Linked DNA regions of Homo sapiens: region 1 is linked to region 2. The links are chromatin contacts, found by Hi-C or POLR2A ChIA-PET in ENCODE. All regions are on one chromosome and are shown on one strand. Each heading gives the region's core, a stretch centred on a gene start or an enhancer-like site at or near the end of the contact. The rest is flanking DNA. Distances are from core to core; before and after follow the strand shown. Region 1 overlaps LOC101926974 (a long non-coding RNA gene). Region 2 overlaps PRKCE (protein kinase C epsilon).

The links. A loop is a pair of places that touch in the nucleus more often than their neighbours do. ChIA-PET counts read pairs that join two places held with the same protein, here RNA polymerase II (POLR2A). Pooled maps may share reads with other maps.
Region 1: a loop to region 2 is called in a map of endothelial cell of umbilical vein, with 6 times the contacts of the local background. The contact joins two enhancer-like sites. A Hi-C loop is called at or near these places in 2 of 168 maps with a recorded cell type or tissue (endothelial cell of umbilical vein and heart left ventricle) and 2 of 50 pooled maps. POLR2A ChIA-PET finds 5 or more read pairs at or near these places in 3 of 52 experiments (PC-9, activated B cell and activated T-cell).

What each region holds. Positions count from the first base shown.
Region 1 is chr2:46,272,183-46,277,501 of GRCh38, forward strand. All of the region lies in intron 2 of LOC101926974 (a long non-coding RNA gene), which reads left to right. Among named protein-coding and RNA genes, the nearest start is that of EPAS1, 23 kb to the right of the region's middle. Within about 2 kb of position 3,934, at least 16 of the 41 ENCODE cell types and tissues checked have a DNase peak (open chromatin) inside an H3K27ac peak, as active enhancers do; they include endothelial cell of umbilical vein, where a contact is called at or near this core.
Region 2 is chr2:46,012,199-46,018,078 of GRCh38, forward strand. The region is part of intron 10 of PRKCE (protein kinase C epsilon); the gene reads left to right. Among named protein-coding and RNA genes, the nearest start is that of EPAS1, 280 kb to the right of the region's middle. RefSeq lists an enhancer at 3,015-3,653. Within about 2 kb of position 3,238, at least 3 of the 41 ENCODE cell types and tissues checked have a DNase peak (open chromatin) inside an H3K27ac peak, as active enhancers do; they include endothelial cell of umbilical vein, where a contact is called at or near this core.

The sequences.
Region 1 (5,319 bases), core at 2,684-5,183, 260 kb after region 2:
CTCGTTGCATTTCCAGATGGTAGCGTAGTGCCCAGCACCAAGTGGCTGCTCAGAGCGTTTCAGAATTGACTGGAATGCTTCCCCCCTGCCCACCTGAGAGACTCGATGGCCTCTGTCAGTGGCTGCTTTCCAACTCCCCTGGAAGCCAGTTCCTAACCCAAATTCTTTACCCCGAATGTCAACCTTCTTTTCCTAAGAAATAAATTACTAGAGATGAGGGAGGGCTTCTTCCTTAGTCTTTGGTTTCCATGAGGAGGGAATTATCTGTGCACTCCTGGCAGGTTACTCCACCATGCCCGACCCCCGACAGAGGTGAACTGCGGTAGTGACTGAGTGAACAGTTTGGGAATGGATCAGGGGCCAGTTGGGTGTGCCTCACAGCAGGTAGTTTGCACTCTAAGGTGCTCTGACAGGGGTAGGGGTAAAGGATCTACCAACTGGGGGCGCCTGTAGCTGGTTGGGGGTCTGCTGAAGCTGGTCTTCTCAAGGGCCCCCTTGGGAAGTCCCTAGTCCTCAGCAGCTCAGTCCATAACAGAGCCGACATCTTTCCCTCCATCCGCTGTTTCTATATTTCAGAACTTGGGGCCTGGCACAGTAGTTCACACCTGTAACCCCAATATTTTGGAAGACAGAGGTGGGAGGATTGTTTGAGGTCAGGAATTCAAGACCAGCCTGGGCAACATAGTGAGACCTTTGTCTCTACAAAAAAATTAAAAAATAGTCATGTATGGTTGGTGTGCACCTGTAGTCCCATCTACTCAGGAGGCTGAGGTGAGAGGATCGCTTGACCCCAGGAGATAGAGGCTGCAGTGAGCCAGGATCATGCTACTACACTCCAGCCTAGGCAACAGAGTGAGTCTGCCTCCAAAAAAAGAAAAAAACAGAATTTGGATGGGGAAAACATGATTGTTATGTTTCAACCTCCTCAGGCTCCAACAGGCCCAGAAAGAAACTTAAGAGGCATTTTTAAGAACTGTCTTGAGGCCCAGAGGCACATGGGAAGCTGGGTGCCCAGGGTCTGGAACCCTATTTTACAGAATAGCTGTCTGGGTCTCTAAATCTGTTCTTGGTTGCTTTTTCTCCTTAGGGCCTCTTGACATGTACAGACGCTTGGCTGAGTCCTGGAAGCTGCAGTGTTGACTTAGACACTGTCCTCAGCCCGGTGTAACTACACAGGGTCAAAATGAGTCAGCAGGCACCCCAGGCCCTCATTCGTTTTCCACAGTCTCCTGACGGAAATCTCTGGGCAGACGGGGAGGTATCAAGGAACCACCAGGGAGCTAGGCTGAATTCTGGGTAAGGCAGGAAGGACGATGAGGTGTCTCAGGAAGAAAGTCAGGACACCCCCAGCAGCCATTCTCCCTTTGTAATTAGAGCCCCCACCCACCCAGCTCTCTGGAGATCAGGAGTACTGGCCAACACTTCCTGTTTAGAGCAAACATTTGCTATAGCTGAACTTTGTGTCCAATCCCTGAAATGGGTACATAGGAAGGGCACCCTGAAGCTAAATAAAACATGTATCTTAGGGATCTTAGGTCAGGCTAAACTTTCAGTGTGTACTTCCTGAGCCAATTGTGGAGAATTCTTAGCTTTCCATTTCCCTGAGGAGTTAACACTTGACAACTTTCACGGAGGAGTGATTGGAAAAACATTGCTCTAAAGAAGTCTTGAAATTTCTGGGCCCAATGTGAGCCCCAAATTAAACAATTCTAGTAGGTCACTGTATCTTTAACTGGCTCATCTCTATGACCCAGATGGAGGGAGGGAGCTGCCTGCCTTGGGGACGTTCCTGCCTTACCCAGAATTCAGCCTAGCTCCCTGGTAGCTCCTTGATACCTCCCCGTCTGCCCAGAGATTTCCTTCAGGAGACTGTGGAAAATGGATGAGGGCCTGGGGTGCCTGCTGACTCATTTTGACCCTGTGTAGTTACACCGGGCTGAGGACAGTGGCTAAGTCAACACTGCAGCTTCCAGGACTCAGCCAAGCGTCTGTGCATGTCAAGAAGCCCTAAGTAACTAGCACTGGGTGATTTTACAACTTGGTTAAACGCAAGCTGTCACTTCCATGGCTAGTGGATTGATCATTTACCAATCTTTAAAGAACAGTTCTGTCAAGCAAACCTAACCAATCCTTCTCTGATGTGTCAGACATATTTCAGGATCTCTTGGGATTTCAGAGTACTCTTGGAACTATCATTCCCATTGCACAGATCTGTCCACTAAAAGAGTAGGAAGCTTATGGGAAGAGCTAGTGCATTTAGTCTAGAGAAAGGTTGACTCAGTCTACAAATACAGGAAGGGCCAGACAAATTTGGTCTCTCCCAGGGAGCAGAACCATGTCCAATACATGGAGGGAGGGAGCTGGCTGCCTTGGGGACATTCAAAGAAAGACTGTATATGCATCAGCCAGGATGCATAGAGGGAGTGTTTATGTCTCCCATGAGGGCTGGTTTCCAAGACATTCCCACCTGTTATGGACTGTATTCCCCCAAAATGTATATGTTGAAGCCGTAACCCTCAATGTGATGGTGTTAAGGAGCAGGACCTTTGGGAGGTGATGAGGTTTCGATGAGGTCATGTGGGTGGAGTGTCCATGATGAGGTTAGTGCCCTTATAAAAAGAGGATGAGATACCAGAGCTTCCCAGCCTCCAGAACTGTGAGAAATAAATGTCTTTGACTTAAACCACCGAGTCTAGGGTATTTTGTTACAGCAGCAGGACTGGCTAGGATACCACCCACGAGTCCTTAATTTCATGGAGGTTAAAGAGATGGGGCTGAGTCTACACCAACCTTATGAGATGCCCTGAACATTATAAAAAAGAAAGAAAATTTGCTCCTTTGTCTCCTCTCAAAAGCAGGCAAAAATTCCTATGGTTTGTACTTTCATTGAATTCTGGATAAACAGCAATCTGACAAATCTTCATGTGTTTTCCTGGGATCTGGAAGGTGCTACTTAGCGATGGCCTGGGGGCAGAGGTATGCTGGGCTTCACTGTATCTTATGAGTCTATGAGCATTCTCAAAAGTCCTGCACTCGGAGATTGTAGTGACAGGTAGAGACCCAAATTACCAGGAGGTGACATTGGCTGAACCACTACTGCCAGAGACCACCTCTCAAGTTTTCTTCTTTTCTGTTCATCCAACTTCTCCACCATCTAATTCATGTGGCAACAATTGAGGTCTAGGTCAGAGGCAAAAAATAAAACATGCAGGAGGCCAAGGAAGAAAGGCAGACCCTTTATGTGGGAAGAGCAAGTGGCTCTCTGCATGGTAAGCCTTGAGAGACACTTATAAAGTGCCTTTGTCCCCACTCCCACCCCATCCATGCTCCCTGACCCCTCATTCTGCAAAGCTCTGCCCCACCACACTGCCATGGTGCCTTGGTCTACTGACTAGTTATACAGCAACACCAAGGCTGGATCCAGGGTATTCATTAATTCAGCAAAGCTCCAAGTAGTCATCACAGAAAAAAATATATGAATCTTGTTGTTCTTCCTTATGTTTCCTTTATTTTTCCTTGAAGTGTTTTAAAGTTACAGAAAAGTGAAAAGAACAATATAACCAGCATCCATATTTTCACCACCTAAAACAAGCCTTCTTTCTCCCATTTGCTTCTAATCACTTTATTTTGCAATAAATAAACATTTCAGATAGAGCTAAGTGTCCTTGTATTCTTGCCCCAATCCTACTCTTACATATCTGTTTGTGTCTCTTTCTTTTTATATAAATAAATATAATGTAATTATAAAATTATGAATAGGTACTGGGACACTGGGATATTTTCAGTGCTTGGGGCCCTGTTTAGAGGGACTTTGGGGTCCAGGAGAGACCTGTCACTCAGCAATGAGGTGACCCGCTCCCTGGGCTCGTGCCCAGCAGCCAGTAGGGCCTTGTGACCTCAAGCTCTCTCTCCTCCAGGCGGGAGAAGGCCAGGCAGGCTAGGGCTGCTTCCTAGAAAGCTCCGCCCAGGCTTCCCCTGGCTGGCTGGGGGGAGGCGTTTCCGGGACGCAAGACCCCGGCAGCCTGGCAGGGCCGCCCTGCGGAGGAAGCGCTTTATTCTCCGAGTGGCACGTTCGCCCCAGGCCGTGCCAAGTGCCCCGCTGGGCGGCAGGGAGTAAGGGGAACCCGCGCCACTCTGGGGGGCCCAACTAGGCCTTGGGGTTTGCAGGGAAGCCCGAGGGCACTCATTTGTTGGTGCCCTAATGATGGTAGCATTTCTTGCACACATGCATACGTCTTACAGCTCTGTGCTGGGCACTGGAATTACAAAGACGGTTTCTTCCTTCATTCATTTGTTCCACAGATAGTCATTGAGCCTCTACCTGTGCCAGGCACAGTTGTAGGTGTAGGGGAAACAGCTGGGGAACAAAATATATAAAGGTCTTTGCTCCCCTGGAGTCACATTCCAGCAGACACAATGAGTAATAGACATAAGAAGTGAGCATATTCTACTGTAGATGTTAAGTGCTATGGAAAGAAAAAAAGAAAGAGGACAGCAGGGTCGGGGAAATTAATAATAGAGGGGGGAGTGGGGAGAGAGTTGCCAAATTAGGTCTCTGGGGGAAGAGCATTCTAGGTAGAAGAAACAGAGCATGAAAAACCCTGATATGGGAGCCTGCCTGGTAGAATGTGATTTATGCAGAGATGGTTTCCTCCCTCAGACACTTGAGCCTCATCTGGACTCTCTAAGCTCCCCTAGAGGAAAAAATGTAAAATTTCCCTAAGGCAGGGCCCACAGTGAGTGGCCACATCTGAGCTCCAATGGCTACTATGATCTGCAGGATAAAATTTATACACCTTGGGACACCCACAGGTATCCTCATTATCTGGACCTCGTGTATCACTCCAGTTCCATTTCCCACCCGTTTCTACTTTCTCCCCTGAAGCTTGACCCGTGACTTCTGGTTCTCTAGGTGCACCATGATGCTTTATTTAGGCCTTGGCTCAGAGCATCTCCTGGAATGTAATAAATGTACTTTGCTCCTACCTGCATTTACCCGAGAAGCCCTTACTCTCCCTTTAAGACTCTGTTCAACATCACCCTCTGTGAAGACTTTTTTCATTTCCCTCTGAACATTCCAGCCCCATCCTCTGCTTGTTTGACACCTGGCACAGACCTCAACCGGCAAGTGTCTGGCTACATTGCAGCTATGCATTGACTTGTCTGTGGTCCCACTGGATGTAGTGGTTCTATCTCCCTCACCTCTGTGTCCTCAGCATCCAGCACCTGCCTCGTGCAAAGTAAGTCCTCAAGAAAGACATGCCAGGTGACTGAATGGGCAGTGCTTGGTTGCTCAGGGCCCCTGAGAGGGCCCCGGAG
Region 2 (5,880 bases), core at 1,988-4,487:
CCTCACACTTGACAGGTACCCACGGACAGAATCAAAGACTTGGAAGATTTTTTCAAAGTCACCTTATCTTTCTTTATCTCTCTCTCTTTTCCTTTCTTTTCTTTTCCTTTTTTTTTTTCTTTTCTTTCCTTTTGGTACCAGTGAGAAAATTGGGTTTCAGAGAAGTAAAACTATTTTGCTCATAGGCACTCCATCTTGGCAGAGTCAGACCTGGCATCTCATCTAGTCTCAGGGACTCCCAAGGTAGTGGGGCCTTGCTCTGATTCACATTGCTAGTTTCTTGTGCCTGATCCAGCACAGGGTCCCTTCTGTTGGAGGAACCCTCCCACTTCCCCCTGTCCCCAGCAGGTAGCCCTCCCTCTCACTATCTGAGGTGGCTTTCCAGGCAGGGAGCCACTCTGGCAAGTTTTCTTTACACCATTATCAAGAAGCCCAACATCCTAGGAGGGGTCCAGTTTAGTTGTGAGGGCTCTATGGAGCCCCTGTACGTGGTGGATCATGGGAAGCCACGTTGAAGGTCAGCTTGGTGAATGAGTGAGGGAGTGGGAATGGATGTCTTCAATGTCAGCAGTGTTCTCCTTTGTGCGTTGTAGAATAACAAGGCTAAGGATTCCTCATCATATGGCAGCTTTTGGAGCACAAAATGGTGTTGAATAACACCAGGGATTTCTTTTATGGCAGAACAGTGATCAAGCTAACATGGATGTTGTCATGGATGGCTGTAGGGTGAGGATGGGCAGAGAAGGAGCTTCCTCTGTAGTTCAGATATTTACTATCTTTTCTCAGGCCACTGTCAGGCAGCCACAGTCACAGGAGCAGCTTTGCACCAACTCTCTCATGCCACCTCAGTTTCATAGAATACTTAGCTTTATGTAACAGATGCATATTCACTGAATTTTTCTAAACTGAATCATATTTTAACCTCATAGAAGGATCTTAACTTACTTATGAAAGGAACCTGATGAAGAATCAGCTTATAAACCTTCAACTTAACTTTTTAAAAATGTGACTTTCCCTATGACAAACCAACAGTTTATCATAGTTTTAAAGAGTAGCTATTATTCACCTGACTCTGAGGTAGATGCTGGGGTTATTAACCAAAGGAAGACAGTTCTCACGTGGAAGGATTCACTGATAATAGATTGGGAGGTTATTCTAAATTCCACAAGCTAAGAGGGAGTAGCAAACAGCATTGAATAGTTATGTTCTAGATGGGAGTATTCAAACCAAGAAGACTCAGGGGAGGGGGTCTTCCCTACGATCTAGTGGAAGAAGTGCGATCAAGCCAGGCTTTGAAAGGTAGAGAGGATTTGGACAGGATTTGGGAATAGCAGCTGGGTTTGGTAGCCACAGAATTCAGTCTTGATTGAGTTTCACTTTTCCTGAAAACAAAGGACAGTTCCTCTGAGCCACCTTAAACCTGGTTTCCACTAAGACTCTGATACAACATTCAGGAACACAAAGACCCGATTGCAATCCTATTAAGATTTCTTTCATGCTTGTTTAATTATGACATACAGAACAGCAATAATATTAAGTCGAGTTTAATTATTTTTAGGTGAGCCTTTATTTTTCAATATATCGGAAAAAAATGGTCCTTTTGGAAACATTCCTTTGAGAACTTCTTCTGAGAGATTAGACATTGCTTCAGACTGCACACTACATACAAGTTGCCTGGAAAGACTCAGAAGTGTGTAAAGTGATGTCACCATATCTAATACGGTGACCAATGGCAATGGTCATATGAACCCATTGGCATCAGTCATGATGACATAGTCAGGTTCAGGTCTGGTCAGTGCAGCCCAGTGAAGGGCCAACTTACAGCTGAAGAGAGATTTGGGCTTTTCTTTACTGAGCCCGCCTACCCTTGGCTCATGTGCTCCATCCGCTCCATGGGATCTAGAAAGGCAAAAAGCAAATAAAATGGCTCCAGCTTTCCAGGGCTAGTGAGAAAAAGCAGACAGAACAACAAATTAAGCCAGTGGTTTTAATTTCAGTCAAATTCAAACCAGTGTGTCTTTGGGATGCAAGAGTAACCTGAACCATGTAGGGAATTCTACCAAACTTGATTTAATTTACTGTCAAAATATAAAGTACAGAAAGAGGAATAAAGAACTTCTAATTCCAGTCAAGATCAAGTAGCCACATTCGTCCCAGGTCCTCCCTCTTACAACTAAAAATCCCTGGACATAATTCTTATTTTATAAAGGTAGGGTGCTTATCAGCTTATCAAAATTGGCATAGTCACAAAAAACTGTATCTGTTGATGTGAATGAAAGACCAAAATTTTTATATTTAAAAATTCTAGAAGACTTTTAAGTGGGTAACATTGTCAGTAGTGTTTAATATTTTCTTGCATATGAGAAAAAAAATTTTTTATACATCCACAGTTGTTTCTTGCTATAAAAAAATTATGGCCTATAATTGTTTCAATTACAAGTCTTTATTGTTAAGCATCTATGTGCTAGACACTGTGCTAGATTCTAGGGCTACAAAGCTAAAAGATACCAACTCTGAACTCATGCCAATTACTGCCTAGTAGAGAGATAGACATGCAAGGAGGCAGTCAGGAAGGTTTCCTGATGGAGGTAGAACCTACCCTGGACCTGGAAGCATGGGTGGCATTTGCAAGAGGGTAGGGGTAAAGACATGGCTGCTGAAACCTAGAAATTATTTCCAAATCTCATTTGTATTATTTTTCCAATGCTTGAACTCCCAACCAATGCTATCTCCTACTTCTTCCAAGGAAATGATAATGGCTAAACCAGAGCAAAGAAGGAAGAGGAGAAAGGGAGGGTATTTGGAAAATAAGGAGACAGATTCCTGCATCTACAAGATCAGATGCCTATCGGTAGAGGAGGGAGGTAATGCTGTGAGCCCTCCTTATTGGACTGCTAGGCTCTAAAACTTAGGGGCTTGGTCAGGGTTTGTGGGGGAAGTGACTTTTGGAATTGCCTCTCCCAGTTCCCAGGTTCCCATTCAGGCATTGACTACAAGGGATAGGAGAACCACTGAGAGGTAGTTTTGTTTTTTTTTTCTGGAAGTTACAGGAAATGAAATTCCCAGATTTTTAGAGTCTGTGCATTTGTATTTATGACCCCCATTGTTGAAACCATTCTCTCCAACAGGATCCCACAAAACCTGTCTTGAATAATTTCATGATTTTTCCTCTTTAAAAATTTCATCTCTACACAATTCTACCCATCCCCCACCCTTTGGCATTTCCTGCCAGGCCTGGGAAGCCAAATTCTGGAGGGCTTTGCTGCAAAGGAAACAAAGGGTGAACTAGAGAATCTCCCTTAGCCAATCTCCCTTGCTGCCCTAGGGAAAATGCAGCATGGAAACATCCTTACAAAGCAACGGGAGACGTTTTTCAAATGCGTTTGAATCATCTGTGTGAGCACGGGGAGAAGTGAGAAAAGGAGTGTTAACAACGTAGGAGCAAAAGTGTCATTTCAAGGAACTCAACTCTGAAGAACAGAAACACTAAACCAAAAAAAAAAAAAAAAAAAAAACGAAGTAAAAATTAGGCCATTGGTAGATTTTGTTCTAAAGAGACAGCTATGTCAGATTAAATCTAAACGAGCTGACAGAGCCGTTGAGGATGGGTCTCTTTCCTGCTAGACCATACTGTCTACCTGAGGCACCACTACTACTCCGAAGGAGTTGGAGAGTGTGTGAGCAGGTTTGGTGAGTGCTTTTCGAGAAGAGATTGAGATGCTCAACACAATGAGTTGGTTTGTGGGTCAGGCAGCCACCTGGGAATCAATATGCTCGCCAGTAACAGATTACAAGCAGAGATAGCCTCAGTAATTTGCAATGGATTTTAGAGAAATGAGATCCGTGGTAGAGGTTACAGGCTTAGTGTTGGCAGAATCAGTTATTAATAGAATCAGACTCCAGGGAAGTCCATCTCTTTACTTCTGAAGACCATCTTTGCTTGATAGTGGGCTGGACAGCAATGCCATTTATTCTAATCAGCCAATTAACACATCTTTAGTGAGCACCTATGGTGTGCAAATCACTGCAAGATGTGACAAGACTTTTATGGCAGGACCTTTGGTCAAACTAGTTGAGGGGTAAGCTCTACTCTCTTGTGAAGGAATGCACGGGTGTATGTGTGTGGTGGCGTGTGTCTGTGTAGATGAGCTGGCGGTTCTCTGGCCGGTCAGAGAAAGATCGTCACTGGTTTCCACGATCAAGCAAGGCTTCATGGAGCAAGACAACTTCACCCAGGTCTTGAAGCATAACAGGATTCATTCTGTGTGATAAAGGAAAAGTTGTGGAGTTTGTTAATGCTCATGTGTCCCAGGGGCAGAGAAGGATGTGTTGGCTCTTAATCTAACTGCTGCAGCTTCGTGTAACCTCTTTGCATATAAGGAAACCTTACATTTGAATAGGACCTTTGCTTTTAAAAGTGCCCTGACTGGCTAGGTGCAGTGGCTCATGCCTGTAACCCCAGCACTTTGGGAGGCCGAGGCAGGTGGATCACCTGAGGTCAGGAATTCGAGACCAGCCTGACCAATTTGATGATACCCCATCTTTACTAAAAATACAAAAATTATCCGGACACGGTGGCGGGCACCTGTAATCCCAGCTACTCAGGAGGCTAAGGCAGGAGAATCGCTTGAACCCAGGAGGCAGAGGTTGCAGTGAGCCGAGATCGTCCCACTGCACTCCAGCCTGGGGCAATAGAGCTAGACTCTGTCTCAAAAAAAAAAAAAAAAAGAAAGAAAAAAGCCCTGACTTAGATCAGCCATTTTATAACTGCCTAATGATGTCTCTATGAATTCACCTACCATACTCTATGGTTATTCACTCCCCCTTTTTTTTTTCGGAATTTGTTATTGTGGTAAAATACACATAATATAAAACGTGCCATCTTAACCGTTTTTAAGTGTACAGTTCAGTGGTATTAAATGCATTCATAATGTCCATCCATCACCCCTCTCCATCTCCATGCCTCTTTTCACCTTACAACCCTGAAACTCAATACCCATTAAACAGTACCTTCCTATTCCCTCTCCCCACAGCCCTTGGCAACAGCCACTCTGTCAGTCTCAATAATCTTGACTACTCTAGGTACCTCTTATAAGTGGAATCATACAATAATGTCTTTCTGTGACTAGTATATTTCATTTAGCAGAATGTCCTCAAGGTTCATCCATGATGTAACGTATGTCATAATTTCCTTCCTTTTAAAGGCCAAATACTATTCTATCATGTGTATAATATCACATTTCACTTATCATCTATGGATGGACATTTTGACTTCCACGTTTTGGCTACTATGAATAATGCTGCTGTGAACATGGTTGTCTGAATATTTCTTTGAGGCCTTACTTTCAATTCTTTTAGCTATATACCTAGAAGTGGGATTCCTGGATCATATAGTAATTCTCTTTTTAATTTTTTGAGGAACCGCTATACTGTTTTCCATAATGACTGAACTATTTTACATTCCCATCAACAGTGCACCAGGGTTCTGATCTGATTTCTCTATTACTTTGCCCAACACTTATTTCTTTATTTGATAGTAGCCATTCTGATGGGTGTGAGGTAGTATCTCATTATAGTTTTAATGTGCATTTCCCTAGTGATTTGTGGTCACTCATTTTTACAGATAAGAAAACCAAGGCCCAGTCAAGTCTTATAATTTGTTTGCAACAGAACCCAGATTGGAATAAAGGTTTCCCAACAGTCTTTGTTGTTCACCATGTATTTCTGTCTCCTTCTCTGTCCTCCTGTCCAAATTCTCCACTTCAAATAGCCTCACCTCCAAATCCCCTCTTCCCCAATTCCTGTCACACACATGAAAAAGGGTCTGAAGGGGTGTCAGCTCAATTTTACATGAACTCAATGAGGCTGGGATTAAAAAAT